Linked DNA regions of Mus musculus: region 1 is linked to region 2. The links are chromatin loops, found by intact Hi-C in ENCODE. Cell type or tissue: left cerebral cortex. All regions are shown on one strand. Links, peaks and the distances in the headings refer to the core of each region. The heading gives the core; the rest is flanking DNA.

The links. Peaks named below come from ENCODE experiments on the same cell type or tissue, not always from the same donor. Only the 100,000 strongest peaks of a DNase experiment are listed, where the experiment ranks them.
Region 1: it touches region 2 in a loop (4-fold over the local background); 3 of 42 quality-filtered maps call a loop at or near these places.

What each region holds. Positions count from the first base shown.
Region 1 is chr3:101,740,169-101,756,408 of GRCm38, reverse strand. No RefSeq gene overlaps it. Among named protein-coding and RNA genes, the nearest start is that of Gm33309, 11 kb to the right of the region's middle. In left cerebral cortex, for the core only: no CTCF peak of the experiment used is centred there; DNase peaks (open chromatin) are centred at 7,226, 7,776 and 12,073; H3K27ac peaks cover 1,635 bases.
Region 2 is chr3:101,595,026-101,611,265 of GRCm38, reverse strand. It overlaps Atp1a1 (ATPase, Na+/K+ transporting, alpha 1 polypeptide), which reads left to right and starts at 6,559. Exons shown (of 23, transcript NM_144900.2): 1 at 6,559-6,863; 2 at 16,158-16,240. The coding sequence starts at 6,852. In left cerebral cortex, for the core only: CTCF peaks have their summits at 6,385 and 7,145; DNase peaks (open chromatin) are centred at 8,697, 8,912, 9,409, 10,770 and 7 more places; H3K4me3 peaks cover 5,676 bases; H3K27ac peaks cover 4,678 bases.

The sequences.
Region 1 (16,240 bases), core at 4,491-12,490, 140 kb before region 2:
ACCAGGCCACACCTTCAGATGGTGCCGCTCCCTGGTCTAAGGATATACAAACCATCACACTAATCAAACAATAGTTCTGTAGTTTTGATCATAATCAGACTTTTCAAGAACTGATAATGTGAGTGGAAAACACAAGGAAAACAAAACAAAAGCATTGTGGAGGGGAACAGAAATCTCAGTGCAAGAGAATTAATCACACACACAAACTTTACTATAAAATGTATATTAAGTTTCTATAAGGTAACAATATGCTCAATCCAAGAGAAAAAAAAAAAAAAACAAACCAGGATGAAATGAAGAAGTAACAGGCAGAATACAAAAGGAACTGTTGGAAATTAAATGCAAAACAACAAAAATGAAAGAACCCAGGAAAAAGTCTCTCAGAAAGCAGAGCAAAAAAGTCTGAGAGAGGGCTGGTAGATGGCTCAGTGGAAATCAGTTCTTCCTGCCAAATCCGACAATGTGAGGTTGATCCCTGGGACCTACTTGGTAGAAGAGGAGAACTGATTCCTGAAAACTGACCTCTGATCTCCACACTCATGCTATAGCAAGTGCTTCACACATAAGGGTGCTCTCAATAAATTAATTAATTATTAAATACGTGAAATTTAATTTAAAATCAAATAGAAAATTAAAGATAGAGTAAAATAGAACAGTAGTCTAAGACATAAGATGTCTAAATAATTCAAGTTTGTAGAAAATACTCATTAATGAAATGCTTCCAAAATATTTCCCAGCAATGAAAGACAAACATTTTGACTCTAAAGAACACATCAAATATGCAATGTAACAAGTGAAAATAGATTCACATTAAGACTTGTCACTGAAAATTTTCAAAAGGCACAGTGAAGAAGATAGTCTTCAAAAACACAGATATTAAAGAGTCACCTACAAAAGACTACAAGTAAGGATGGTATTGATCTTCCCAATAGCATCAGCAAAATAGCTGAAGCAAAAGAGAAAACAGGGGCTTTGGGTTCAAACTTCTGGAAGGAGATGCTCCCCATTATAGAATTCTATACCTAGCCAAACTCTCGTGGAACTGAGATATTTTTAGCATTCAAAATCTCCAAAATGTGTGGAGAAAGAGGAACACTCCTCCATTGTTGGTGGGATTGCAGGCTTGTACAACCACTCTGGAAATCAGTCTGGCGGTTCCTCAGAAAATTGGACATAGTACTACCGGAGGATCCAGCAATACCTCTCCTGGGCATATATCCAGAAGATGTCCCAACCGGTAAGAAGGACACATGCTCCACTATGTTCATAGCAGCCTTATTTATAATAGCCAGAAGCTGGAAAGAACCCAGATGCCCCTCAACAGAGGAATGGATACAGAAAATGTGGTACATTTACACAATGGAGTACTACTCAGCTATTAAAAAGAATGAATTTATGAAATTCCTAGCCAAATGGATGGACCTGGAGGGCATCATCCTGAGTGAGGTAACACATTCACAAAGGAACTCACACAATATGTATTCACTGATAAGTGGATATTAGCCCAAAACCTAGGATACCCAAGATATAAGATACAATTTGCTAAACACATGAAACTCAAGAAGAATGAAGACTGAAGTGTGAACACTATGCCCCTCCTTAGAATTGGGAACAAAACACCCATGGAAGGAGTTACAGAGACAAAGTTTGGAGCTGAGATGAAAGGATGGACCATCTAGAGACTGCCATATCCAGGGATCCACCCCATAATCAGCTTCCAAACGCTGACACCATTGCATACACTAGCAAGATTTTATCGAAAGGACCCAGATGTAACTGTCTCTTGTGAGACTATGCTGGGGCCTAGCAAACACAGAAGTGGATGCTCCCAGTCAGCTATTGGATGGATCATAGGACTCCCAATGGAGGAGCTAGAGAAAGTACCCAAGGAGCTAAAGGGATCTACAACCCTATAGGTGGAACGACATTATGAACTAACCAGTACCCCAGAGCTCTTGACTCTAGCTGCATATGTATCAAAAGATGGCCTAGTTGGCCATCACTGGAAAGAGAGGCCCATTGGACATGCAAACTGTATATGCCCCAGTACAGGGGAACGCCAGGGCCAAAAAAATGGGAATGGGTGGGTAGGGAAGTGGGGGGGAGGGTATGGGGGACTTTTGGGATAGCATTGGAAATGTAATTGAGGAAAATATGTAATAAAAATATTTTTAAAAAGTCTCCAAAATGCATTTCCCACACCATCTTTCCCAAGAAACGGGGAAAAAATATCAGGAACAGGAAATTCGGTATAAAAAAGAAGCCAGAATGTTTCTAGAAGGACAATGACAAAATATTGCAGAAAGATTCTGTGCAACAGCTGTGGAGGAAAACAACCCACATAGGAAAGTTTCTGTACATCAGCTGTCAGGGACAACAATGCAGACAGGAAAGATTCTGTATACCTGCTGTGGGAGGACAACAACCCAGACAGGTGCACCACTCAGGAGAGAGATGCACTGGAGATCTTCATCTCAGAGATGCCCAGAGTCACTAAGTCATGTCTTCAGCCCATGGACATGATGTTCAGGCAAGCCTGGTCCATAGTCACCAGGAGCTTCCCTCTACCCTCTGCTTGTTGTGGTGGTTTGTATAAGAATGTCCCCACAGGCTCATTTATTTTAATGCTTAGTCACCAGTGAGTGGAATTCTTTTAAAGGATTAGAAGGATTAGGAGGTGTGGCCATGTTGGATGAAGTGAGTTACTGGGGATGGGCTTTAGGTTTCAAAAGCCCATGCCAGGCCTAGTTAGTCTCTCCCGCTCCTACTCCCCCCTCCCCCTCCCTCTCCCCCCTCCTCCTCTCCCTCTCCACTCTACATCTCAGGATATAAAACTCTCAGCTACTGCTCTAACACCATGTCTGCCTGAGTGCCACCATGCTCCCTACCATGAGGATAATGGACTAACTTCTGAAACTATAAGCAAGCCCCCAATTAAATTTCTTTTATAATAAGCATTTTTCTTTTATTATTTGCTTTTATTTCATATTTTCTTTTATATTTATTTTCTTTGTATTTATTCTTCTATTATTATAAAGTAAATTTAGAATTTACAATAAAAACAGAAAGAAAAATTAACTTCTTTTATGAGTTGCCTTGGCCATAGTGTCTCTTCATGGGACTAGAACCATGACACTCTGCCGGGGCCTGGCAAACACAGAAGTGGATGCTCACAGTCAGCTATTGGATGGAACACAGGGCCCCCAATAGAGGAGCTAGAGAAAGTACCCAAGGAGCTAAAGGGGTCTGCAACCCTATAGGTGGAACAACAATATGAACTAACCAGTACCCCCTGGAGCTTGTGTCTCTAGCTGCATATGTATCAGAAGATGGCCTAGTTGGCCATCATTGGGAAGAGAGGCCCCTTGGTCTTGCAAACTTTATATGCCTCAGTATGGGGAAACGCCAGGGCCAAGAAGTGGGAGTGGGGAGGGAGAGGAGGGGGTCTGGGGGACTTTTGGGATAGCATTTGAAATGTAAATGAAGAAAATACCTAATTAAAAACTAAATTTAAAAAAAAAAACCATGACACTTGTCATTTAGACTATCTTGCTTCATTCCCATGGAGTCATGATGCTGTGCCTTACTCCTAAGAACAGAAGCCCAGGTGATCTTTGAGGCAGAATATCCAAGGCCGGGCATTTCCCCTGTCAGAATGTCACAGAAGCTGGCATGCACAAACTTAGTGAAGCAGGGGCTGGAGAGAGGGCTCAGGGGTTATACTGCAGAGGACCAGAGTTCAATTCCTAACGCCACATCACTGGCTTACAACCACCTGCAACTCCAACTCTAGGGGGCCTGACACCTATTGCCTCTGTGGGCACCTACTTTCATGTACATAAATTTACACAGAGAGACACATAATTAAAAATTTTTTAACAATTAAAATATAATAAAAGAATCTAGAAGGAAAGGAAGGATGAAAACTCCACTATAGTAACCAACAATGCCTGTCTGCTACAGCCTGGGTATGACCATTCATTCAAGTATGCGTAGGAATGTGATTTTAAATGGCCATGTGCACTTTACTGAGTGCACCATCCCCCAGCGTCCCATCACTTCCTTTGACCTCTAGGCAATGGTAGCAGGTGCCTATAAGGTTTATGTGAAAGGAAACCTCAAGGAGTTTTAGAAGAACAATCTGCCCTTGTGTGACCTTCTGTCCTTAGGTTTTTTTTTTTTTTTTTTTTTTAAGACAGCTCCTTTTGCTGAAATGTCACCTACCTTGGTACCCCACTGCCTAATAAGGATACTTGGAATGAAGTGTGAGACTCCAAACTTTCTCCTAGGCAACTGGGGACTTTGCATCCATGAGTTCTGAACCGTGTTCTCTGAGGGTAGATGCCATTTCCGTGAGTCTTCTTTTTAACGCCCTAATCTTCCGAGTGCCTTACACAGGGCTGCTGGCTACTCCAACCTTGAAGAATGAACAAAGGAGTGTGTAATTGAGTTGATGTCACTTCCTAAGATACACAAGGCACATGCATCACACTGTCAGAGTATGGTGACACTAGTTCTTAGAAAGAAAATCATCTATAATCTGAGTGGTAAAGTCATTAATCCATGTGTGAGCAGATGGAGTCTTTCAAAATGAATGATAACCATAAATTATAATTATTTTTAAGGGAGCATGCCTGCTTATGTTTAAGAAATTAACCATAGCCCAGACTAGGCCAACAAAATGATCTATACGATGGAAGTCAGCGGTTAGAGGATATGTGATCACGTAACAATGGTTAACATATTAACTGTCATTCCTGAAGTAGCCTGGGGCTCCTGAAAGCAGTTGTTCTCCTTGAAGTTTTAAAAGAATTCTTCTTAAACTGTGTTTTATTGAAGCATCTGAGCTGGAATATTTAATCTCACACTCTGCAGGCATCTACATGGGTACAGGCATTTGGCAGTATTTATTAAAATTGAGCATGTGTCTACCACATGACCGTCAGTGATGCTCTGAGGCTCACATCCAACAGAGTGAGGGCTGTGTACTCATACAATGGCACCTCTTCACTGTAGGAAATAGCCCCACTCTGGGAAAAAGTCCTAATATGCATTAATAAGTAAACACTGGTATATTTACACTGTGGAATAGTTCATAGCAATGGAAGTAGAATTTAACTGAGCATTGCATGCTACAAGAGACATTGTTGAGAGAAAGGAAGAAGTCAGACGGTTGCCAGTGTCCCACCACCTCCTTTCTACCATAGCCGAGAGACGGGAAGTATACAGTAGTAGAGGGCAGACTAGGGGGTGCATACTGATCGGGTCAGGATATGAGAGAGGCTGGTAGGGGTGGTAATCTGCCCGGACAGTAGAATTCAGTGGTGCCACAAGCATGGATACATGGAAAATGCAAGCTGCCCATCTTTTGTGTTCCTCACCTCAGTGGTTGTACCTCAGTTAAATGGTTGTTGCACTGGAACATGTGGTTCTGTTAAAAGAGAAGAGCTGAGGACTCTATCAAAAAGGTTAAAGCCATCCTGGGAGAGACCTCAGAGGCCTTATAGGACACAAGACATGCACTCTGATGACTAATCTTGGCTGCCTGCTTGACCACACCTGGAATCACTAAAACCCAAGCTGCTGGAGACTCCTGTTTTCTGGATTAGCTTATTGGCTTACTTGAGGGAGAGGGGCCCACTGTAAATCTGGGCCAAACCTTCTAGTGGTAGCTCACACAAAAGGACATAGAGGAAGGAAGCTTTTGGTTGCCTGCTTGCCTTCACTCTCCCGTATCTCAGAACTACCTTTTTCAGGATTCCAACATAGAAGACTAGCAGCTCTCCACGACTCCAGAGCCAGATTTGGACTCCTGAGACATCCAGCCTCCAGGACTGAACAACTACCATATTCTTTGCCTTTCAGTCAGGAGATAGCCACTGTTGGACTAGCCAGCAAACCACTCTAATAAATCTCGTGTGTGTGTGATGCTAACCCACAATATGGCGAAAACATTAGAAAAAAATCTATACACACACACACACACACACACACACACACACACACAGGGCTCAGCCATTGAATTTCTAACACTGTTACTGCTTCTTTTTCCAAGTCCCATTACAAATGCACAAAGCTGTTCAGGGTGGAAACCACAATTAACTCTTCATTGAAAATGTTCCCTGTGCATTTGCTGCTGGAGGAGGTATAGATATTTGGGGTTTGGGGCAAGTAAAGCCCAGCTGCCTGAGAGCCCATTTTCCTGCTGAAAAGCCCTTTTCTCTGGGAATGCCTCCTCCAGCTCAGATTAACAGCACTGGAAAATCACAAACGTGAGCAGGAACCAAGGGCAAACCATTGTCACATGACTAGCCAGTCATGGGGCCAGAACCCAAGGCCTGAGGATACAGGGTTCTCCTTCTTTTGATTTCTGCAACATGTCAGGTGACCCTCCTCGAGGCAATCTCAGAGGGTCATAGTGCCTCTCCCAGAGCTCAGGCAACCATGAACTTGCCTGAAACTTTTCCTGCATTCATTTTATGGTCACACTCAACTCCCTCTTGCGTATCTCATTCTCACTGAGAACAAAACATCATCTCCCTTCATTGAATCTAAATGTCCTCATGTTCTGAATGTCGCCGGGCCCTTGCTAGACCTAGTGCACAGGGCTTGCTGCTCCCTTTGCTGTAGCTGTCCCTTGGGAGCCTGGAGTCTCTCTCTCTCTCTCTCTCTCTCTCTCTCTCTCTCTCTCTCTCTCTCTCTCTCTCTCTCTCTCTCCCTCTCCCTCCCTCCCTCCCTCCCCCCCCCTCTCTCTCAGTGGCCCCTCTAATCCTTCGGCTTTCCAGACTGACGGAGATCTATGATGTCTGGAAGCAGGCCTGAGCCGATAAATATTGATGATGATTATGGAGCTGAATCATGAGAAAAGTTGCCTTTAAGTGGGATTTAAATTCTTGTCTTGAGTCTGAGATGTGGAATAAATCATTGTAAGCACAGTGTTGAGTGGAATAGATGAGTATGTTCCCTCCCCTTCCCCACCCTTCATACAGGGGTCGCCCAAGTTCTCTCCCACTTGTCCCTGTTCCCCTCTGGGTGCATGGTGTTTGTGTGCATGGTGGTGACATGGTGGTGGCATGGTGGCACTTTGCCCAGCCTGTTTGAGGATACTTGCTTGTTTAGAGACACTCATTCTCCTTTTAGGAGAAGCAGGATGGTTAATCTTCATTGTCAACTTGACAGGATTTAGAATCACCATGGAAACACATCTCCAAGTCTATGAACATGCTCCCAGAAAGAGGTAACAGAGAGGATGGCACCATCCTGTGGGGGTGGGGTCCCTAAAAAGGGAAAGGGAACTGAGTAGCAGCACCCCACCTCTCTCTGTGTCTTGCCTGCAGATGCTGTGTGAGCAACTGCCTTCTTCTGCATGCCTTCCTCACCATGATGGGCTGTGACCCTTCAAACTGTGAACCCCAATAAGCCCTTCTCCCCTTACAGTGCTTTTTTTGGGTGATGATTGGTCTTAGTATCAAGAAAAGTAACATATACAAAGGTGGAAGGAGAGAAGGAAGAGGTGTGGGGTGGGGGTTACCCCAATGTGCCAGGCACTGCCTAGCTTGCAATGGAGTCATTTCTCTTATTCTTTCAAAGAACCGGGGACTTTTTATACCAGTGAGGAAGCTGAGGCTCACAGAGATGGGTAACCTCGCCAGAATACGAGGATCAGCAATCTGGTCCCTTCCACTCTATAGGAGTGATTCCTTCCTCTGCCCATGGCAGTAGAGCTGTCTTGTAACTGCCTTGCCCCATGTTCCCTAGCTCCACAAGGAACCACCTCAGCCTCTGGCATTCCTCTCAGCCTCGGTGTTCCACCGCTCCCCTACTCTTCTTTCCCAGCAGGAATAAGACAGACAGGATGGCAGCAGTGACTCACAACTAGAAGAATAAAGTCTTAAATGGGGACAACCTAAGCTGGTATGAGCGTGACACTCTGACAAAGGAAGAATGTCCCCTGAGTTTTTGAAGGGCGTTGCTACCCACTGCTGTTAGAAAAAGGCTGCGGCACAGTAGGTGGGTGGGGCAGGAAGGAGAGCAAGGGTGGAGACCTTGGCACTCTCTCGGTTAGATCAAGGAACAAAGGGGATTAGAGGCTTGTCTGTGGTTATCCTTGGCCTGTTGGCAATGTTGACCAAACCCTGTGCTTTTTGCTCTCTATTTGCCCACCAGGTGATCCAGGCCTTTACATGTGACAAACATTTCTCCATCACTGCATCCTGAGCCACCCACCCAGATCCTAAATGGATAACCTGTGATGTGCATGAGGAAGCCAAGCACACAGCTTTGTGAATCAGTTGCATTCTCTCCAGGGTGGGCTCTTTGTCCCCAGTGGACTCTGACTTCCACAAAGACATGTGTCAGCCTGGTTCATCTTGCTTCTCCCTCAGGGTCTCCCTACTTCATGGCATGACCTGTAGACGAGAGAAGACACTGCGATGAGCACACCACTTGGGTGTTGTCAAACCAACCAGATAATGCCACCACGAAATCAGTGACTCCTTTCTCCTCTCCTCACTTCTGTGCATCAGTCTTCTGACAAGCCAATTAAATCAAGACTGTGGGATGATACCCTAACCAATGGTGAAACGACACAGCCACCACCTGACTTAAAATAAAAGACAAATGCAGTTCCTCTGTGTGTGTGTGTTCTGTCTTTCCCAGCAAACCCTCTTGGTCAAGACAGTAAGTTTGCCATGTCCAGACTTTAGTTGGAATAGTAGTCTCCTTCTTTGTGACCTCAAACTTATTGCTAAATAAAAAAATAGATTTATTTTATTTTTTAATTGTGTGTATATATGTGTGTGTACACATATGAGAGAGCATATTCATGCAGGTGTCTATGAGAATAGATGTGTCAGATCCCCATGTGGCTGAAGTTATAGGTGGTTGTAAGCCACCTGGTGTAGAAGTAGGAAACAGAACTTGTTGACCTTGACCCATATGACACATTTGGAGAGGTCTTGCAGGGGGTGAGTAAAGTTACATGTGGCCAGCATGGTATGGCTCTATCATACTGGTCGGAGGGTCTTCTAATAGTGGACAGAAAGTTGGCTTCCTCCCTTTCTGTCTGTAAGGATATGGAGATCGCCAGGAAAAGAGCCCAGCCAGGAAATGGATTTGCCTGCACCTTGATCTTACATTTCCCAGGCTTGAGAAATGTGAGAATAAATGCCTGGTGTTGAAGCCACTCAGTGTGTGGTCTAGCTAGCTTTATGCATCTACAGGTTCTAGTTAGTAAGTATATATTTACTGTATGTATGATATATATATATATATATATATATATATATATATATATATGCGTGTGTGTTATGTATGTATGTTTGTGTGTATATATATGCTATGTCTTGACACATACCAGAAGAGGGCATCAGATCCCATTACAAATGGTTGTGAGCCACCATATGGTTGCTGGAAATTAAACTTAGGACCTCTAGAAGAGCAGTCAGTGCTCTTAAACACTGAGCCACCTTGTCAGCCCTCTAGTTGGTAAATTTAACCAACTCCAAATCAAGAATATTTGGGGGAAGTTTTTCATATATATTGAACATATATATGTGTGTGTGTGTGTGTGTGTGTGTGTGTGTGTGTGTAAACATTTCTTTTATCAAAGTTCCCTAAATGTAGCATGAAACAACTATTTGCACAGCATTTGCATTATTTTAGGTATTAGAAATAATCTAGAAAATGTTTAAATTATACAGGCATGTGTGGGATATATATATATATATCATGCTGACTGTTTTACATTTATTTACTTTTATTTTTATGTGTAAGCGCATTTTGTTTCATGAATGTATTTTCATCACACATGCGCAGTGCCTAGAAGGTGAGAAGAGGCCTTTGGATGCTCTGGAACTGGATATACATGTATATACATACATACAGTAAATATATACAGTTGTTAGCTGCTGGCTGGGTGCTGGGAACCTGGGTCCTCTGGAAGAATCAATCAGTCCTCACCACCCCTGAGCCATCTCTCTAGCCTAATACTGAGGTTTTAAAAAATAGATTTATTTTATTTTGTGTGTGTGTGTGTGTGTGTGTGTGTGTGTGTGTGTGTGTGTGTGTATGTGTGTGTGCTTATGAGAGAGCATATGTGTGCAGGTGCCCATGAGAATAGAGGTATTAGATTCCCCTGGAGTTATAGGTGGTTGTGAGCTGCCTGGTGTAGAAGCAGGAAACAGAACTTGGGTCCTCTGCAAGAACAACACAGACAGTTTTAACCACTGAGCCAGCAGCACTACAACCCTTCGCTGTTTGCGCTAAGGGACTTGGTAACCACGATACCCAAGGAGGGCCCTGAAACCAACACCCCACAGATCCTGAAGGGCAATGGTTTTGTTACAGGTGACTGAGCAGACCAAGGTGAGCAGCACTTTGGTGTCAGTTGCTAGAACCAGGACCCTCTCACCTTCCCTCTGCTGCTAATAATGCATTTTAAATCATCATGTCACACAGTCACCTTGTTGAAATAGCTACAGTGTAGCCAGTCCTGAAGGATCTGCTGAGGGCAGGGATTCTCAGGCTGGCCTCTCTCACCTGGCCTCTCAGGAAGGCTGCAGCAATCTCCTGCTCTGGGTACTGGGTATTCTAACAGGGTAATCACATGCTAGGAACCTACTGCATGCTAGTCCCGTGTGAACACTGACAGACAGACAGACAGACTCATGGGCTATCCTGGAAAATCCCTAAAAGATGAGACAACTCACAAGGAATCCACTTTTGACCTAAGGCCCCTAGAAAAATGCTGTTGTATCCAGGTCTAAGGGATGCAATGTAGAAAAACCTGCTTTACAAACTAGGAGTGATTTATAAACACACAGCCGATATCTCTTAGCTAGGCTTATGCCAAATAAAAGGAGGAAGAGTTTGTCTGTGCTCCTGTTTAAAAAAAAAAAACTGTTATAAAAATCATTCTGTCACAAAAGAAGAAAAGAGGGAAAAGAAGGAGAAAATGGAGGTGAAGGAAGGGAAGGGGGAGGAAAGAGGAGGAGGACAGGGAGGAGGGGGAGGAAAGAGAAAAGACTGGAGTAAGAGAGAAGAATGGGTAATGGGAGAAAATATGATTAAAATACATTATATATATGCATATATATATATGCACATGTAAACACTTAAGGGGGTAGAGAGGTGGCTCAGTGGTTGAAATTACTGGTTGTTTTTCAGAGGACCCAGGCTCCATTCCAGCCAGCACAACATGTCTGTTCCCAACCATCTGTAACTCCTGATCTGGAGATCGAGTGTCCTCTTCTGGCCTCCATGGGCAGCAGACATCACTTGAACAACAGACAAACATGCAGGCAAAACATTCATATACATATATAAAATAATTATTTTTTAGTTTTAAAGAAAAATATTTAAAATGTAAAAAACTGTAAAGATGTAAAAAAAACAAATAAATATTTGTGTGTACGAGTGTTTGCATATGAGTGCAGGTCCCTCAGAGGCAGAAGTGGGCGCTGGAGCTCCTGGAGGTGAAGTTGTGAGCAGGCTGACATGGCTGCTGGGAACCAAACTCAGGTCCTCTGGAAGAGCAGCAAGGGCTCTCACCACTGAGCCATCTCTCCAACTGCATCCCCCTCACCCCCCAAAAGGAAACTATAATTTTTTAAACTTGAATTCTGCAAGGACATTTGCCTTCCAAAATAAAGGTACTAGTGGGTTCAAAGCAGGTGTTGGGGTTTCTTTCCTTCTTAGACATTGTCCCACTATATTTCATCAACAGCCACAAACGTTTTTTAACTATAGTCCATCATGGACCCAAGGAGGCTCCACCCATTTGCTCTAGCCTCATCTCTGACTCCACTTTAGGCAACTAACTCAGATGCATCTTGCTGTCACATTGACACACAGGCCCTGCAGCCTTGTGCACTGAGGGACCCACATGGATGTATTCTCCTCCCAGAAATGCCTCATGGAGATGCTTTTCTGCTCTGTGAGAGCACTGTATCATTTGGCCTTTAATATCCTCATTTTCTTTCTGGATCCCAGACATAAATAAGACTCACACTTGCTTCCATGCCCAGGACATTGCTAAGCGTCGGTGCCCACAATCATGCCTCATACTGAGAACTCAAGTCTGTCATTATGGTATTTGCAGAACCTAAGACTGTATTTAAGGCTTCAGGCTGATGATTATTATAACCCTTTTCTGGATGCTTGTGCCAAAAACACTGCACGGAGAGGCATTTTCAAAGGGATTTGCCAGGGAAAGCAGAGCATCTCTTATCACATTGGCTCACATTGGCTGTCTTTGGGGTTGTTTTCCGACTGGGAGAGAAGGAAGCTTTCCTGAGGACTGCCCTGGAGAGGACCACATGGAGCTAGACACTGCACAGCCCAAGGGCCACCAGCCCCAGAGATGATCAGGGATAATGATGGTCAATCTTCACTGCTAAGTGAAGTGGATGAGTTAGAGTCACCCAGAAGATGCGTCTCTGACCCTGTCTGAGGGGACTCACCGTGAATGCAGATGATGATTTCTGAGTTTGTCTTTGTTGGATGGATGATTTTTGGATTTTCCCCCCACTTTGGCTTCTGTTTCCTCCCATTCTTCTAACCTGAGTGGCTCTAGGTTCTAGTGACCAGTGAGTCTTAAGGTCCAGTAGTATGTCTCCAGTGGAGTTTTTGTGGCCTCTAGGGTTTGGGGTGCTAAACTTTCCTCTAGGGTCTCTATTACCAGTGTGGCCTAGGATCCCTGGTGCAGGGGCCTCTGGAAAAGCAGGCAGAGTTGTGGGGTGGGAAATTGAGAGCAGGGTATGGTACAGTTTAGCTGCGCTGTTGGGTGGGCTTTCTGGGGAGTTGGCAAGCAAGGACTTGGAGGAGTGGAGTCTTAGCTAGTGTCCCTGAGGCTGGCAGGCCTCCTGGAAAGCAGGCAGAGTTCCGGCCTGACTATTTCATTTATTGAATCCTTGTTGGCATCTCATGGGGTTTTTTTTTCTCTTTTATTTAGTGATCAATGCCAATGGAGTGAGGTGGTATCTCATTATGGCTTCAATTTGAGTTTTTCCTAATGTTGAACGATTGTGAGACTTTTTCATCGATAAGTTGGTCAATTTTGCACCTTCTAAGAAATATCCAACCTAATTTAAAACCAGATAAGGAAGAATGAGTTTAAAGGGCCATCACTTGATATCACTGGCCAAGCAACCCGAAAAGAAAGCTGGAGAACAGCCCTTGAAAACGGTAACAGCCTCTCCAGGTCTCATATCAAAACTGGGGAAGAAAGCTAGGCTTGTTGGTGCATGCCTTTAATCCTAGCACCAGGGAAGCAGAGGCAGGCAGGTCTCTATGAGTTCGAGGCCAGCCTAGTCTATGTAGAGCTACACAGTCAGAGCTACACAGTGAGACCCTGTCATGAAATAAAAACAAAAAACAAACAAAACAAAACAAAACAAAACAAAACAACAACAAAAAACCCACCTTAGACCTGTGAAAGACTGGAGAAATGGGATTGAGTTATTTATGCAAGCACTACTGAGGGTTGATGTCTCTCCCCGACACTCTTACCTTACAGAAGAACCGTTCCCTTCTTTTTCTCTGGTGAACCGTGGCCCGCCTTTACCAAGACAGAATAAAATGATCTCACTGAGGCAGATAGAGCAAGTGTCCAACCTCTGGCTTCTCGGTACTGTGTATCCTCAGCAGAGCAGAGCAGAAAGAAGAGTGTATTGAGCAGTTCCATTCTCAGCAGGGCCAGTAGAGAGCTTCCAACAAGGCTGTCGGCTAAGCGGAGCCACAAGTGGGGCAGGAGTGGTCAGGCTGCATTCATCCAGATGTGCACTGACAGAGCACATGGGAAATGCAAAGCTCACGCTGGAGATAAAGGCCACAGGTGGAGGCTGTCAGTCTGCAGCATCCCCTGAACCACAGGATGGGAGGGAGCTCTGAGCAGAGCACTTCCAGGCTCACACATCCCGAGTCTGCGGATTGGTCCTTTCCCTGTTCAATCAGTCATAGCCTGGGCTGTAGGCAGTGTGTCTTAGTTAGGGTTTTACTGCTATGAACAGACACCATGACCAAGGCAACTCTTATTAGGAGATTTAATTGGGGCTGGCTTATAGGTGCAGAGGTTCAGTCCATTATCATCAAGGCAGGAGCATGGCAGCATCAAGGCAGACATGGTTCAGGAGGAGCTGAGAGTTCTACATCTTCATCTGAAGTATGCTAGCAGCATGCTTGCTGCAAGGCAGTTAGGATAGGGTCTTAAAACCCACACCCACAATGGCACACCTACTCCAACAGGGCCACACCTTCTAATAGTGTCACTCCCTGGGCCGAACATAAACAAACCATCACACAGTGGCCAAACAAGGCCGCCTTGCAAGGAGACTGATGAGCACCGTCCTCTTGTCCTGTACAACAGAGAAATGGTGGAAATAATACAATGGCATGCAGGTTTCAGACACAAAGAACGTAGAGTTTAACTGTTCATGCAAAGGTATGGGGAGGGTTGGAACACAAAGGAAAGTGGCCACTGAGGTTTAGAGCTGATAGTCCATTATAGGCACAGGAGGAGAGACGCTAGACGGCATCTCATTAGAACCCTGGACTCACACCCCGGCTCAGTCAGCTGTCAGCATGCAATCTTGACTAAGTCTTCAGGTTCTCATTTCCTTCCTTCCTCCCTCCCTCCCTCCCTCCTTCCCTTCCTCCCTTCCTTCCTTAGTCTCTCTCTCCCCCCCTCTTTCTCTCCCTCTATCTCCCTCTTTCTCCTTCTTCCTTCCTTCCTTCCTTCCTTCCTTCCTTCCTTCCTTCCTTCCTTCCTTCCTTCCTTCCTTCCTTCCTGTCTTTCTTTCTTTCTTTCTTTCTTTCTTTCTTTCTTTCTTTCTTTCTTTCTTTCTTTCTTTTCTTTCCTTCTTTCCTTCTTCCCTTCTTTCCTTCTTTCTTTCTTTCCTTCTTCTGAGACAGTGTCTTGTTACACTGACCAGGCTGACTTTGAATCACTCTCATTTCCATTCTGTTGCTTTAACAAATACTGTGAACAAAAACAACTTAGAAGAGGAAATCTTTTATTTGGTTTCCATTTCCAGGTCATAGCTCATCTTTGAGGGAAGTCAGAACAAGAACTTGAAGCAGAAACCTGCGCACGCATGTGTGTTTACATGTTTATCCTGAGTTGTCTTTGGGTGACTTAATTTTCACAGGATGCATACTCAGAAGCAGAAAGGTTGCTGACGGTAATGTGCTGGCCGGTTACATGACCAAGGGCTGCTCCTAGAATAAAGGATGCGAAATGAATGACGTTAACTGGAAATCTGGATGAGAGCAACCTCCCCACACTTGGCTGGGAATTTGTTAGCCCACATCCAGAGAACTGCTTCCTCCTCTGGGCTATAACTTAAAAGGCAAATGGGACCAAATTCTAAGGAGAATAGTCAGGGTGCCAGAATAGCCCAAAAGTAAGTCATCTGAGGAATGTTTGCAGGAACTAGGGTATGTAGTTTGTACAAAGATACCAAAAAAATTCTTATTATCTAACAATGCATAACTTTACTGTTCAGCGTTGGAGAGTGAACTGAGGGCCTCTCAATTATCATCCAGCCACACCCTCAGCACCAGGCATCACAGCTGAAAGGCACCAGATGCTCTTTAAATTCCAGAAGGATGGACTAGAGCAGTAAGGAAGTTAGAAGCAGTCACCTCCAATGGAGGGATTCTGCACTCACCGTGAACCATACATAGGCTGAACTGTCTAGGGGACAAAAGGCCAGGCTGAGGAAGAGACCACCTATACTCCAGGGTGGCTTGCAAGTCCTTTCTACCCAGACTGTAAGGGTAGCAGAAGCCACGACTGGTCGGGACAAGCCCCTAATGCAATCGGTACTTCTAGCTTCCTCCTTGAGAAAGTGGGGAGAAGGCAAGTGTGTGCATCTGTGCCAGAGCACTAGAAGAAGCCCACAGGTTCTACGAAGGGACATTCCCCCAAAGGACCTGTGCATAACCCAGGCCAACCTGTGGTTGACTGAAGCAGCACCTGAGCCATCAATATTGCAAAGCAGCCACAGCCAGACAGGAACTTAGAGCAATTATGTAGACAAGACTGTAAGGTTCAGAATTAGTGGAAAAAAGCTGATTTTTCCCCCAGAGAGTAAGGCTATATTTGCCATTTGTCACTGTGACCAAATGCCTGAAGAAGGTAACTTAAGAAAGAATTTGCCTTGGCTCACAGGGAGCTGTAGTTTAGTCAACTGGCTCCATGCTACGGGACCATGCTTCTTCTGCGGTGAGGCAGAAGAGT
Region 2 (16,240 bases), core at 3,516-11,515:
CAGACAGGCAGGGCCTGGGGTGACCCATGCCACCTGACTTGGTGGGACCGGCAGGTTGTGTGTCAGCAGCCAAGTTGCTGGTTGGATGAGAGCAGGAGAGAGGGAGGGAGAGAGAGTAGAAGTGGATTCTGCTCGTACTCCCTCCTCTTTTACATCAATATCTGTGGATCTTCATCCTTCTTGGGCACTTACATCTCCCAGGCTGAGTAGGTGTTTGGAATCGAGATAATTCCTTACACTTCTGAAACAGTTACTGTTTCAATCACCACTACCACTGTGAGCATCACCACCATCAGCCACATCTGGACCACCATCATCCGCATCTCTGCCACCTCCACCAGCACCTCCATCACTTTCACCAGTCATCACCACCATCATTATCTCACCACCATCACTGTCTCCACCACCTCTACCTCTACTGCTATGTCTGCAAGCAAATATCAAATGTCAAGTTGGCAGGAACCTTTCAAGAAGGCAGAACACTAAGATTCATTGCCACAAGGAACAAATACAACTGGAGCTCTTTGGGCAATTGAAGCTAAATTATTCATTAATTTGGACTCTTCTTCCTTTTTCTATCCCCTATAATGCCAATCTTTATTGTGAGATTGGTTGCCAGGTGGCTTAAATTTTCTTTAGTCACTGCAATTGCATTAAGCACTGGTTTCTGACAATGCCAACAACAACAGAAGCCTCTGGTCTACCCGGGAGTTTCATTTAACAACACGGATCAGGAAACCAGAAGAAAGACAATGCCCTGTCTTCCCAGAAAATTGAGCCATCTTTGGGTTAGGGGGTTGTATGTTAACTGATTGTGAAGCGTAAGCTTCAACCCCAGTCCGTTTCTCTCCCATCCTCAACAATTTGGAAGACGCAGTTGGGAGGAAGTGGTGGAGAATGAGGATCATGCTGGAAATTAAGAAATCTTGTATGTGCTTTTTAAATAAAATGAGTAGGCCATCGGGAAGCTATAGGGAGGGACAGATGTCTTCAGATTCTGAATTTGACAGGGCTAGAGGGCCGTTGATAAGCAGACTGGCTGTGGAAACTTAGCACTGTTTCTTTTCTGCCAAAGAAATCTTTGCAACACCACACCCCTTCTCAAAACCCTGCCACATCTCACTGTGACCTCCGGAATGAAGTTCAAGCCCTGGAGGACTTCTAAATCCTCTCCAAGTTGTTTGATACTACCTCCCCAAGTCACCACTGACTCCTCCCCTTCCTCACCCAGGCTCCAACCATTATGAATTGTGATAGCCCATCATCCACAGAACAGGCTTATATTCTGAAGATTTTACCCACGTGCTGTGTTTGATTTGAGTTTCCTTGATCTTCCTGAATCTGTCTCTGAAGGTCCAGTCAGGGATGTTTCCTGTCCCCTGGCAGAGCTGGCTGCTTCTTCCTCCGTGCTCTGATGTCGTGAGATCTAGCTCCTCTCACCATGTTTCTAACTGTCTCCTCCAGCATCTTTTTTTCATGCTTCATGCTCAGTTCTTCCAGGATGGAGAGAATTCCTTTTGGTCTTTACACATTAACACCAGGCATTGTGTTAGGCTCTGAAATAAGCCTGGAGATCCTGTAATAGTTATTCTGGGGACATTTGGTTGTTTCGCTTTTTGTGTTGAGGAGCTGTTGTTTTGTGTAAAATGGTTCTTGTCGCCATTAACTAATACAGGAGCACCAGAGTTATGGGTTGCGGAAGGCTCTTTGTGAGAGAGGAAGTAAAAGACAGAGCACATCCTAGGGACTTCCTTGTAAGAGTTCACACATGGGGGCGGGCATCCATCACTAAAATGGCAGTCTCTTGGCTAAACATAAGCTGTTAGGAATTGAGCTGGTTACTATTTTCATACCTGACCTACTTTTCTGTTGCTTCTATGACCATTACAAAAGCTTCCAGACTTTTATAAATGAATCAACCTACACCAAGATCGCCTTGTATCCCCTCCTCTTAAGGTAGCTCTTTCCTAAGAAGAAAATGTGTATGTTCTCTGACACCCAGCTCTGGTATCTTGGCATCTCTAGAAGAGTGTTGCTCTCAGTAGGACCAACCTCAGTAGGACCAACGTCCGTACAACACTTTTGATTGATTTTGTATAGAAAATTTTCAGGCCAAGAATAGTGAACCCATCTGGGCCAGATATGGCACTTGCTTCCTCAAGGTTTACCCTCCTGAAGTCAGCCATCCATGCTGCCCATTCTAGACTCAGGACTTGCTCACGCTCAGCCTGCCTGAAGCTGCACATCTGGATGGCCGAAGAAGAAACTCTAGAAACGGAATATTTCCAAGTCCCAGACCCCTTCCTGTTTGTCATTTGATTTTTCTTTGCTGTGTTGATCTATGTAAACAATGAGTTTTTCACTGCAAGGATGCTATACTGTTTCTCAGTGTTTGGGGTGGAGATGAAGAGAGTACAAGTCTTGGGTGGTGAGTGCTAGAATGTAGCTGTCTTTTTGCTACTTTATGGGTTCTTTTTCTTTTCCACCCTTCCCCACCCTTTTTTCATCCTTCCAGTGCCCTAACACTAGGTAGAAGAGAGAAAAGGATACAAAGAAAAGGAGGAGACATTATCATTAGACTACTCCCTGCTGATTAGGGGCATCTAGTTCCTTGTGGTTGGGGAGGGTAGAGTTTGATCTTTACTGCTATCAAGATACCTAGTATCTTCTTCTTTCTTCTTCTCCTTCTTCTTCTTTGCACAAGACTTAATAAACCTGGACCAATAACCAACCAACAACCCATCACCTCTGGAGCCCTAGCATTTATATACCCTCTGAAAAGTACCCACAATTCCAAGCAACGCACAATCACAGAAACTATATGCCAGTGGCAAAATCACATCCCTGCACAAGGCAAATCATAGTCAGCTGTTGTAGACAGTCTGAAGCAGCCCCATACCTCACACCTGGGATTAAAATGGAAAATATTCTTCTAATGTTTCTGTGTTTTTAAAGAAACCAAAATTCTCACTACACTAGAAAACAGAATTCTGATTTGTAAATTCAGGAACCAGAGTAGAGCACAGAAGAAACAGTTAAAATACCTTTATTACCACTTTATTTTTAAATGCTGCTCTTAATGAGAGTAAATTATTTAAGTGACAGTTTCATTAAAAGGATGGCTAGTAAAGGACCTAAAACTTAGACTCTGTTGTGGTTGGCAATAATCTATGACAGTCACCAATTTTATGCTGAACCTTCAACATTCCCAGATGTACAACTTGAAGTCTTCTATAGCCATTGGTACTTGAAGATATAACAAAGAACTTTCAAAAGATACACCAAGGAGCTTTCAAAAGGAATTAGGAGCTTAGTAGGAAATGGAATTTGGGAGGAGAGCTTACAGGAACTGGAGTTATTTCTCTCTAAATGGAATGGCTAGCTAGCTATGTGCATGGACTGCACTTTTAAAGTAGCCAGTAGTGGGGTGGTAAAATAGCTCAGTGGGTACAGGGGCTTGCTGCCAAACTTGACAACCTAAGTTCAAACCTTGGAAAGAGAACCAACTTCTGCAAGTTGTCGTTGTGTATGTTGTGGCATGCCCTGCACCTAAAAAAAAAAAAAAAAAAGTGTGATTTTTAAAATGAAAAATCAAGCAGGCAACAATTTATCTGCTGTCAAACAGGAGAAAAATAAATGGATTTTCCTTGGAGGGGTAGAAATGAGCTAGGAAGAACTTTACAGGTGATTAACACAGTTGGTTTCAAGGAAGGAGAGGGGCTTTCTTGGGGAGCCTGGGCATGGGTAAAATATAAAGGATACTTAATGCATGTTTACATGCTAACTCTAGGGCAAGCAGGGCCAAGGAAAATCTCATCATCCCAAATTCTTAGCTCATTGATGGCCCAAATATTTGCTTCCTATAGAAAATGCTAATTAGCTGTGGGCTCCAAGCCATCTCCTAAAGTCCTTAATTGCAACGTTGTGTTTATTCAACTCTGCAAGTGCTCACTCTAAGTGCTAATGTTCTTGGCTCAGAACCCTGCCTTGCATCATATTTTTCAGACATCTGCTGACTCTGTTCACAGTGATTGGGTCAATCCTTCTTAGCTGGGATCAGAGCCTCCTCCTGGAGACAGCCACACCTGGCAGCCCTGAGCTCTGCAAATGCCTAGTCTGAGCCCATCCATTTAACTATGCTCCAAGCTAGCAGTTTGAAAGCGTTGCTAGATTAAGGAGGGAGGTGTAGTGTTCATTACTCCCTGAATCTCGGTTTCATCATCATCAAAAGAGGAGCATGTGTATCTTTGACTTCTAAGATTTCATTCAGAAATCTCTTCTGAGAATAGCGGGGGAAATCCCTTTCAAGAAGAGACCTTCAGTCACCTTCCTCGGAAGGTGTACCTCGTATACCTAAGACCTCCACACTTCTATCTTAACCGTGCCTTGATTTTACTTGGTTCTGGTGTTTCGTTTGTTTTGTTTTGTTTTTCTTTTGTTTTTGTTGATGGTTTTTAAGACAGGATTTCACTATGTATCCCTGGCTGTCCTGGAACTTGCTCTATAGACCAGGCTGGCCTCGAACTCAGAGATCTGCCTGCTTCTACCTTCTGAGTGCTGGGATTAAAGGCATGCACCACCATCACCTTTACTTGGTTCTCTACCCATATCCACAACTCTCCACTTCAACAAGGCAGAGTCTTTCCATCTCTTTTTCCATGGGGAGTTGGTTCTATGTTCAGACACCAAAGTATGAAGTTCAAAGATAGTTTAAGTTTCCAAATTCAAAGCAACCCACACAACACACACACACAAAATGGGGGACAGTTTTGCTGCTCCATTTGGAGCCATGTAAGAACTCCAGGACAGGTTAAAAACTATTGTATGAAGTCAAGAGCAAAATACAGGGTTTAATTAGACGTCCATACTTATTTTGCCCTTTCTCCATCCTTGAACACAACTAGAAACCCAGGGTCTCCTGAGAGGCTGTCAGCACCCCAAGCTGCAAGGAAGCAGCTGTGGAGATAAAGCAGCGTCTTGACCTATCAGACTTATCTTGATGAGTGAGTGGATGAGTAAGGAGGACCACAGCCCAAGCATGTGCTTTCTGTATTTTAGTTGTTGTGTTTTCCCATTTAGATCAGAGCCTATAGGCAATTCATCTTAAAGTAAGGTCTTCAGCAAGCAAAGCCTGCTGCACAGTGGCAGTGATCTGCCATGCACAGGAATGCACTTTCTTAAGTCTAGCTAACACTCTGTGACCTCCAGTTGAACTAACAGGGCTGGTACTGGTACTCTGGATTTGAAGGGTCTTTCCCCAGAATCGTGATTTTAAATTTTGCTTATAGTTTCCTCTTCTCTCTAAGCCCCAAACTGATTTAATCAAGTTCTGTAGATCACTGGAAGAGATAAAGGCTGCCTTCTGCTATAAGCAACAGTTGTATAAGCAACCGTTGTTTCTAAGAAGTACTGAGAATTGCTCTATGGAGGAACTGATAACACAGTGCCTAGATGTTTGGGTGTTTCTCCTTCCCTTACCCTCTGCCCACCCCCACCTATTTTTTGCAAGCTCTACATCCTACAAAGCATTGACACTTGAAGTTGATAGGTCTATATCTAAGAAGTTAGTGTTTTCCTTACTTCTAGGTATTTTCAGAGATGGAAATCGAGTTTCTCTTCTGAATCCTAAGCTTTCCCAGACTGCTTGCTTTCCTGAGATTGGTAAGAACAACAACAAATACTTTGTTGTTTCTGATGTTAAGTTTCAGCCATCACAGCGCCTGCTTAGCCACTGAAACTAGAAGCCCCGCCCTGCAACTCTGCCAGGCCAAGAGTGGGATGCGACTGGCTGGAAGTGAGTCTGATGAGACCCTCAAGGTAACCACGGATGCTGTGGATGCTGTTCTTCAAAATGCTTGAGCCACCTCTTTTACTAAAGATGGGTGTTCTTTTGGGTTTTAGGTTTCTCTGCCATAAAAAGGAGAAACTCTCCAACAAACAGTTTAATCCCCCCTCCTCTTTTGCAAGATTTCATTCATACAGTGCTGTGAATGAATTTCTTACTGACTTTTTTTTTTTATATAGTCATTTGGGGGTCATAAGGGAAGGGAAATGTAAGTGATGCGCGCACGCGCGCGTGTGTATATGTCCTGAAGCATTTCTCTAGTGGTGGAGTGAGAGGACCCCAGGACGAAGGAATCAAAGGGAAAGCACCATCCGCCGCCGCCGAAGGATGCCGGCCTGGATTCTGCAGAGAGGAATCCCTCGGAGTCGTGCAGCTGCTGTCCAACCCCGGCCCCTCGAGACCCCAGAAAAGCTACGCTGAGCAAGTAGACTAGCCCCGACTGCGCCGCACCCACTGTGGACCTTCCGCACCCTACTCCGCAGGCTGCTCACTCAAGTCCCCAGTGTTCTGCAGGCGGGAGCGCTCCGTAGCCCTTGAGAGACCCAGACACCCGCGTCCTGGGCACCGGCGCCCTCCTGCCGGGAGCCCAGGGCAGGCAGTCGCTAGCGCGGTCTGGGCCCGGCTGGGAGGGGTTAGAGGCGGAGGCGGAGCTAGCTGGAGCCGGTGTCAGGTTGCTCCGGTAACGGTGACGTGCACGCGTGGGCGGAGCCATCACGCAGGTTGCATATTTTAGGAAGTGAGGAGGAGGCACGGGCTCGAGCTGCGGCTGGGTCTGGGGCGCGGAGCCTCGGCGGGAGGAGGCGGACACGTGGCAGCGGCGGCAGCAGCGGCGGCAGCAGCGGCGGCCTCGGTCCGGGGCGCCGGCCGTCCTCCCTCTTTCCTCCCGCGGCAGCCCTAGTTCCCGCCTCTCGGCTCCCCCGGCTCCGCTCTCCCGGCCGGGAGCTGCTCTCTTCTCTTTCTAGTCTCCAGCAACAGGACCCGGCGCGGGGCCCGCAGCGCCGCCACCATGGGGAAGGGGGTGAGTGTCTGGCGAGCCCGGGCCCCGGGCGGGGGCGCGGGAGGAAGCGGCTTAGAGACCGGGCTCTCGGCAATGGAGGGGCGGGTGCTGAGCGCGGGCAGCGGCCCGGGAGGAGGAGCACCCGGGGCGGCATCTCTGAGCCGGGCGCCTGCCCTGCCTGAGCCCTCTGGTCGCCTTCACCGCGCGCCTTGCGCTTCCTTTCTCCCTCCTCCCACCGTGCCCAGGGGAAGGAGCGCTCCTCCCCTTCCCCCGGGGAGCTCCGACAGGGCCCCCTCGCGGTGGCGGTCCTCGCCGCGGCCCGGCGCCGGCGAGGGCAGCCTCCGGGTCGAGACTCCCTTCTCCTGGAGGCGCTGGGGCTCGGCCAGCTCCCCGCAGAGGCGACCGCCCTCCCCCAAAGGAAAAAAACTGGCTTCCCCTTAGGCCGAACCAGCCCAGCGAAGCTGGTGCCAGAAAGGGTGTGACTTCACAGCCCAAAGATAGCCTTTAAGGTATACTTTTGAGAGCTTTAAAATGGGCCACTGTCCATAACAGGATGTGCCTTTGGTAACTGGTGTTATCGTCTTAACGACGGGGAGGGGTGTGTTGTTTTATGTCGGAGCACAATTCTTAAATGGGGCCAGGCTGACCCTTCAGGGCCGCAGGGTACTGTCAATCTAACAAAGGACTGGAGACTGGGCAGTTGATGGTGTTAGAAAAGCCATGCGGGTTTCCTGCACTGCTGTCTCACCCGAGAGCGGTTCCCGAAGAGAATGAGGGAATCGGGCACGAACAACACTGAGTTCCCACCTCGGTTACTGCTGTCCACCTCGGAAGAGTTAGTTCTTGACCTCAAAGTAGCAGATTAAAAACTTAAAAAAATAACCCTGAAAATATCAGTTCCTAGCTTGAAAAAGCACCAGTCATGAGAATACAGGTGGGAGAGTCCATTCCACCCTTTTCAGGGCTGACCAAGCAGACAAGCTGTAGACACTGCAGGTCCTAAGGCACCCGGGTATATACTGGATGGAGCCAGAGGGAAGCACATTCTTTGGAGACTTGAAAGAGATGATTATAAGACGTGGGCCAGGAAGAGAGAATAGAGACCCCGATAGTGCCCAGTGTGGGCTGGTCGGCGTATGCAGCATCCTAGCAAAGAACTGATTCCCTCCTGGCCTCCACTTTCCACGATGGAAACCGGATCTATGTGTCACACCATCCTACATGCCATCCAAGCCGTTCCTATAAACCATTTATTCCTTAAAGCCCCATCTTTTATCTCCTATCCCTTCGAAAAGTATCTTTGTCATTTGGAGACCTTGAGCGGCTTTTAGGAAGTTCAAAGCCTAGGAAGGTGAAGTGACTTGTTCAAGGTCAAACGGTTGTTTAGTGGCAACAGGTGCTGAACAACCTGTTGCTCTCAGCTTACACATAACATCTGCCTCTGAAGCATCATTTTGTGTGCAGAACTCTGAAGTTATCCTCCAGAAGAAATTGGGGTGTTTATAATAATAAATAATCCAGGAGGACGTTTAAGTCAGAGTTATGCCTTTAGGCCTAGGACAGAGGCACTCAAGTGCTACAATAACAGTTCAACTGAGAATTTAGTTAAGTTCAACCGAAGTGTTTAATGTACCCTAACAGGTGTCTAGTGAACTTAGTATTTGGAGTACTCTATTCTATACATTGGATATTAGGTTGCCTGTGTGCATTCATGTATGAGTGCATGTCTTTCTCTGTGGCTTACAATGGCAAACTGGTCAGAGGAATATTTCATACTGAAATGTTGGGATTTTTCCACATGAGGATTAAAATGTGGGTGGAGCGATGACTAAAACCCTCTTGATAATTGGTTAACCAAGAAGCTTAAAGGCAGCTAATTTTTAAGGTCATTGTGATCTTTCCCCCACCCCCCACCCCTTTTCTCAAGTGTCATCTAGGGTCTAGATGTGGGTGATATCTCCAAATGATTCTTCCTAGCTATCAAAACTGGGGTCTTGAACATTTGGTAAGAAAAATGAAAGTCCAGCTTGCTGAATCATTCCTGGATAAAATAGGATTTTGTTCCTTTTTTCTTATTCAGTGTTTTCTGCCAGTGACTCGGCTTATAGCCTCATAAGGCCTACCACCCACAACTGTTTAGCTCACCCAAGGTGCACATCATAATTGTTAGAAATGTAGGAGCCTTGGCTTGTTTGTTAAACGTTTATAAAAGGTGGGAGAAGGGAGCGTCTCTCTAGCCTTTCATTTCAGTCCTGGGTTTGGTTTACTATTAACTTAGATGCTGAGAAAAGAAATCCTATCTTATGGGTAGTGATTTAAAGACCAGGCAGGGAAAGAGGTGACACAAGGTACACATGTCAGCAGGAATCTTGGTTGTAGGGTAACATTATCAGCTGCCCTTTTGGAGCTAAACTCGAAAGTGTGACTAAATACCCACTGGCTGCTATAAAGCTAGTACTTTAGACTCAAAACCCTGTGAGGCAGAGTCTTCCCAATGGAAAGTGGCCCAGCCTGGACAGGAACAAGTAAGGGGCGCTGACACTGGGGCTGGTCCTGGAAGTCCAGGAAAACAGAAAATAGGCTGTGAGGTTGTTTCCACCTTGTAAGATTGAAACAGTTCCCTGCCTGGAAGGTTATCAGCACTCACACACCCCCACCCCCTATTATAAGGCTGGCCGCTGGCTGTTTGTTAATTTGTAGCGTTCTCTGCTGGCAAGTTTGTAACAATGGTGACTCACCTTGGGGTGGAAGAATAAGAAACCGGGAGGCTGCTCTTTTTAAACCCAAGATGATAGAAAACACCCCCCACCCCACCCCACCCCCCAAAAAAGCTTTATAAAGGTCTAGTAGGGTGTTTATCCAGTTGAGGACTAAAACTTAGAATCACATTTAAGAATAAAGAGCAGGCCCAGTGTTAGAGAAGAGACTTGGCACTCGCACTGATCCATCCCTGAACTCTTCAAAACCAACGCCTGAGGATTACTTAGCAACAAGTGCACGGAGAAGTGACTTCTCTTCTCCACAGACTGTTCTTTTAGGAGTACCTCAATAATGAGAGGGAACCATTAACTAAACAGCCCTGAAGGACTCTGTATGAAAAGCTAAGTTAAAGTATTGCTTCATTTGAAGACAAGCAGGTTTCTTGAAAAAGCACAGCCTGGGAGCTCTGGTTTCTGGTCTGGCCAGATGTACAGTCCTCGCCCTGAGAGCAAGTAGAGTCATCTGTGTGCTGTGTGGAGTGAGTGCCATACCAGTGTGCCGGGGCTTCCTAAGTCATCAGGGCTGGGGGACACAGATCTGCGTAAGCGCTGCTCTCCAGGCCCTTTCAAAGCTGTGTAACAGTTTTCCTTCCCCTGAGAAATATTAACGATAGGGAAATATTGAGAAGTCCTGTTAACTGCTCCTCAAAAGGAAGTATTCATTGGCATGACTGAGCACTGTATCACTGTCCAACAAGCAAATCCAATCAGCAGCATCTTAGACTTTCCGTCAACATTCACGTTTCAAGTGAAGACTTTCACCGTGATCAGTGGTCATTTTTAACTTCTTAAAAGTGTCATAGGGAAAACCGGCAGTTTCTCAGCTAAGAACACTGGTGCCTGGGGGGGGGGGGGGTGCGGAGGGGGGCTGCCAGCCAACAGACCTGAAGAAGAAATCCGAGTGTCAGATCAGATGGGCTCCCAGTAATCAGAGTGGCTGGGTTTGCATAACAAAGCACTGGGCAGACTTTCACCAGCCCTGTCTAATTCTAGATTACTCTGAGACTAGGGCTAGGGGGTACTAATGTGAAGTAAAGGGAATGTTATAATGCAACAGGCTTTAAACACTCCTTCCTTTATATGTGTATTTGGGGTGGGGACTAACAAGCAGAGTCGGGTCTGAACATTCTCACTTTGCCTTGAATTGAGAGTATGAGAGGAAGTGTGTTCTTTGGCTGGAGTCAGAGAGAGTGTTCTCTGCATATGACTCACCTCATTAGCCGTGCTGAAATCTGGTGTCGGGAATCCATAAGACATTCTTAACATGTATTTGTTGGGTGTATGGGATAGCAGATTCTGTGAATTAGAAAAGAGGAAACCACACACACACACACACACACACACACACACTTTCACCCTGATTTGGTTTCATTTGGGTCCTGAGCCAAAGGGATTTTTTTTTTTTAATCCAATAGACCTCATTCTTTAGTTGCTTTGTGATTTTACAGTGAAATGCATCTGGGCACTGTCTCTTAGCAGGTTTTACTCAAACCCCACTTAGTAACAGCAATCTCATAGTCTCTGCTGGTGATTTGAAAGGCTGATTGATGGTGGCCAGGCTTTATCTTTGGAGCCTTCGTTATTTGGGGAACTAGTCTAGTAATCACTGTAATGGTTTGTCATCCTTGGGCCCTGGTGTTTATCTTTCCAGTCTGTTGTCCTGGTGTTATTCAGAGCCTTGGGGCAGTTGGGGTGCACAACCTGTCTGTTTGCATGCTCTCTGTCTCACTTCCATGGCACCAAGCTGTGTTTCTGTAGGCTTTCAGCACCTTTGCCCTCTTCAACTCAGCAGTCCGTTTGCTTCCTAGGCTCCAAACCACCTATCAAAGAGTGATCAGGACTTCCTGGAAACTGGCAGCCCCTCTGTAGTGCTGTTCCAGTTTTTAAGCTTTTCTCTCTCAAACCAGAATAATGAGGGAAAAAGGGGGGTTATAGGGGAGGGCAGGTGGAGGATGTTAAGGCATGAGCAGACGTTTTGATTCATTCAGGTCTCTTGGAGAGATCAAATGTCCCATGGCGCTGGTGCTTTTTAGTAAGTAGAAGAAAAAAAAATACATTTTAAGAGGAAGAAAATTTAAAATATAGGAATTCTTCACATTACTCTTACCATTTTTATTTTTTTCAAATGGTCACGGTACATTCCATGGCCACAAGGGTGGACTAGCAGGGTTGTTTAAGAATTCACCAGGGAGGCAGGTTAGATGATGTTCCCATGGGATGAGGGAACCCAGTGGCTGATCACGGCCCTGTGACTGATGGATGCAGCCCAAGTTTAGGGACTGAACTGGGTTCACAAAGGACCCAGTGCTCTGGCTTCGTAGGAGTACATTTCCAGCATGCATGTCTTCAGGAGTGAGAGGAGGGACCTGTGGCACCGTACGTGGTTGGGGTGCCCCTTGGTTACCTCCTCTGCAGAGAATTGCTATTCCAAAAGTATCACTGTGGGCTGGAGAACAGCTAAAGGCCTCTCACTGTTTACCCATTGTCTTCCATTTGCCAATTCCCACCTAGCACAGGCTTGGTACATCCCTTAGGTCCCCAGCTAGAAAGATGAACCTACAGGAAGCCATTTAGGCCGAGCATCAGTTGGAAATGTAGCAAAGTAGGCCAGAGTGATACTTTCTTTAACATGTTTCTGAAAGTTACCTCTATAGGAATCAAGGAATGGCAGTAATGTGTGTAGTGACTGGGTTATCACAGTGACCTTTGTATAGTGCTGTGTGTGACCTTTTCAGACAGAGCTGAGTTTGAGGTTTTGATATGAGAACCAGGAAAATTGGGGAATACTCCCCCACTCTTTACTAACAGTTGGCCAAAACTAGGCAGAGCCTTCTGTAGCTGAATCAGGCTGTGTCTGACTTCCCTGCCAAATTGGAGTTTGCCAAATTGAGTTTGAAGGTGCCGTCTCCACAGCCCTCTTGGCCAGCTGTGAATCAGCAACATTTGGAGCAGTTACTTTGCCATATTGGTAGCCTCTCTTGCTAGTCAAAAGCTTTTGTTCTCAGTTCTGGAAACAATGTGGGGGTTGTTTTGTTTTGTTAGGTGTTCTGTTTTCAGATTGTACTAACCAAACTATCAGACTGTGTTAGGTAAGTTAATAGTTGTGACAAAGCTGGTGTCTAAGGCTGACTGTTCAAGGTCATGTAGCTGGCAAGTGGCGGTGCTAGGGTAATGACATGGGCCAGAATTGAAAGCACCATCCACTGACCTCGCTAATGGGAGTGGGCATCTTAGACTTCCAAGTACCCTTTGGGCAAATCAGAGGGGATTTCAGAAGTCTGTAAGGGCCTCCTGAGTTCTCTGGCTGTAGAACCAGAGGTGTTGCTGGTGAGTGGAAGCCTTAGAAGGCACCCCTAGATGCTAGTGCACAAAGCAGAGGCGGTGCTGGTGGCTGTGTAGGCATCAAGTTGCAGTCTACTGGGGAGGAAGGTCCTTATTTAAATCTCACTGCAGAGTGTGTGTGTGTGTGTGTGTGTGTGTGTGTGTGTGTGTGTGACTGTGAAAGGGTGTGTGACTATGTATGAGTGTATTTGTGTAAAAGTGTGAGAGACTGTGTGTGTGGATGTGACAGTGTGTTTGTGAGTGTGTGTATGAGAGTGTATATGTGTGAGAAAGGTGTGAGAGTATGTGAGTTGTGTGTGTGAACTATGTGGGTGTATGATCCTCATGTTATTGTAATTATTGGTAAATTTGCAGCTGTCTTCTACCTTCCCCAAGCACATTTCCTCCTGTAAGTGATGAATTAACTGAAGAAGAGGAAGGAAGATTTTCCACTCTAAAAGGTCACGGGGATTTCTTGTTCCTTTATTGTGAGGGCCAACATAAAGTCTTGTTACATATCTATTTTGTCCTTTGTTCTCCCCGTCCAGGGTTTTCTCCTTCCATCTTCCTCATGTCCAAAGGCACAGTAGCTTTAGGAATCTCTGGGAAGGTGGAAACTGGAGGACACATAGGTTGAAATAGTGACACACCCAGCCTTGAAGTGTCACATGGAGTAAATAATGCCTTGCTATAACTTCCTAGTTCTTAAATTAGAATGGAAAAGATTAATAACCTAACTTACTCCCCTGCAACCAACTGCCCTTTTGAGGATGGCACAGCCTGTTCAATGCCCCTTCCAGATAAGCTAGAGACACTCAAAGGGCGTCAATGGAGTTAGTCGTTCTTGCTCTGTGGTGCTGAGTGAAGAAGCAATCTCGTTTTTCTAATTGAGAAAGGAGAAGTTCCATGCCTGGTGCCCAAACGAGCCGGAAGGTCAGCGGAGCCCGGGAGGGAGGGGAGGGAACACCGCACCACTCCCTGCTGTGACCTTTGTTTTTAAAAGAAATAAGGAAAATGTTGTCTTACCCCACACCACAAACGCATACTTTTTCAGCTTTGAAATTACAGTTCTTAGTGCCCATAGGAACCTAAGGATCTCTTGACCCACACCAGGAAGAATTAACATTAAATTATTGTTTTACTTGTGGGCAAGAACTGATCGGATAAGCTGCCTAGTTCTTTTAGACAAAAATTACCTACTGGAAAAATTAAGATTTTGAAGAAGTGATCTTACATGTTAATACTTTCCATGTCCCTTTTACAGCTGTCCCCATTTAAAAGTGCCTTAAATAGCATGAATTTATAAAGGAGTTTGGCTATTAGGAAATGTAGATTCCTCAACTTTACTCTCAATAGCTGTGAAGATACAGGCAACACACTGCCTTTGTGATGGCTGATAAACGTTGGAAGGTATCCAGAATGGGCTGGCTGTGCCAATATCTCTCTTCTCCCTCTTGCCGTGGAAAATGTGAGAAGTCTAAGAATAACCGAAGCACGCAGACAGTGAGGCTGGGGGATTCTAACACTGCTCCTCATGGAAGCGTATTTCCGTGAAATGAGACTTGCTTAAAAATGTATTGGGTGTATTTTAAAAGTCTGTTTAAGTTGGGCATGGTGGTGCACGCCTTTAATCTCAGCACTCGGGAGGCAGGGGCCAGACTGGTCTACAAAAGGGAGTCCAGGACAATCTGGGCCTGTTACACAGAGAAATCCTGTCTTGAAAAAAAAAATCAGTTTAATCTGGTCACATACATAAAGGAGCCAAGTCGGCAGCTATGGAATGGCTTTACCGTCAGATAAGCAGAGAAACACGCTCCATCCTAACTCCAGCACACAGCTCCACTCCGAGAGGCCCTTGGAGCTGTGCTGACTCCATAGCAGAGAGAGAATGTTAGGAATGCTGACTGTCCTCCACTCTGCCCAACTCCACTCTGCAGATAAGGTGAAGATTCAAGTGCCCTGCTCTCAAGGAAGAAGTCATTTGTCAAGTCACATGGTGTTGAATAGCGTCACAGATACTACTCACTTCTCCAACACCCACTAATCTGAGCAGGCTTTCTCTTTGGAGCCTTCCAAAGTCAAGTGAATGCGTATTTTATTTGCTACGTACTAACTATAAGGGCCTGAAATACACGCTTTGGGGTTTTACCAAGCATTCATTGTAAGGCAAGGGAGGTGGCCTGCAGGGGTGAGCCCTCTCCACTGCCTGACTTTGGAGTACCAAGTTCTGGTTTCATACAGATCTGCCGAGCACTCTAACAGGGTGAGGGAGTGGAACAGTCTAAATTTAAACTATAGAATCAACTCCTTCCAGTCTGGAGAGGCGTAGGTGGATCCTGTGAATTACACGGTAACGCACGCGCTCTCCCTGCATCCTGCTTGTGTCAAAACATTTCCAGGGCCTTTCATTTGGGGAGATCTTATTTTAGGTTACAGAATGGGGTGGAGACTCCCTTTCTTTCATTTTCTTCTTTTTTGTCTTTGTAGCATTATTTAAAAATTTTTGTGGACCTTTAGATGTTTTGTTTCTCTCTGAAAAAAAAAATGAAATGTGGTCAATATCTTTATGTGAACATTAATGGTGTTTAAACTGTGTATAATGGCTTTGCATCGAAAAGAATTTAATCATCAAATCAGAGTGACTGGCACTTAGATGTATCATTAAATCCTCAGGAATGCTGACTGTCCTTGTCGTGTTGTGGAAAGGGAAATTGGTCCTTAGGGAGTTGGTAACTTCCCTCAAACTTCTTTAACTGGTGGCTAGTAGGGCCCAGGACTTCAGTGTCTGTCTGATTGACAGTGCAAACTTAGGCACCGGACTGGCCTCAAGATCACTAATGGAAACATTGTTTCATTCCTTCAGTAGGCAAGGCAGAAGACTGCAAAGTAGGGATTTTAACATTATAGCCACTGTTCATTCCAAATGGGAGTTGCCCTAGCAAGGCTGTTTGAAGCCTGTTACAACTTCCCCATTGTTCTGTATAACCCAGGGTGGACACAAGATGTCTTTAGTGGCTGTAATCCACCGTCCATGGCCTTGTTTAGGTGCCTCCCTGTATAAGCCCCTAGGCTAGGTTGTGTTGTGCTGAATATTAACCCAGTGACTGTTCCAAACCACTGTGTCCCTGTAGCTTCCATCCCTACACACACACACACACCCTGCACAACCTTGTGTTCCCTCCCAGGCGCTGCACAGAGCTCACCCTCTCTCCCTTCCCCCTCCTCCTGTCTGTAGGTTGGACGAGACAAGTATGAGCCTGCCGCTGTATCGGAGCATGGTGACAAAAAGGGCAAAAAGGCCAAGAAGGAAAGGGATAT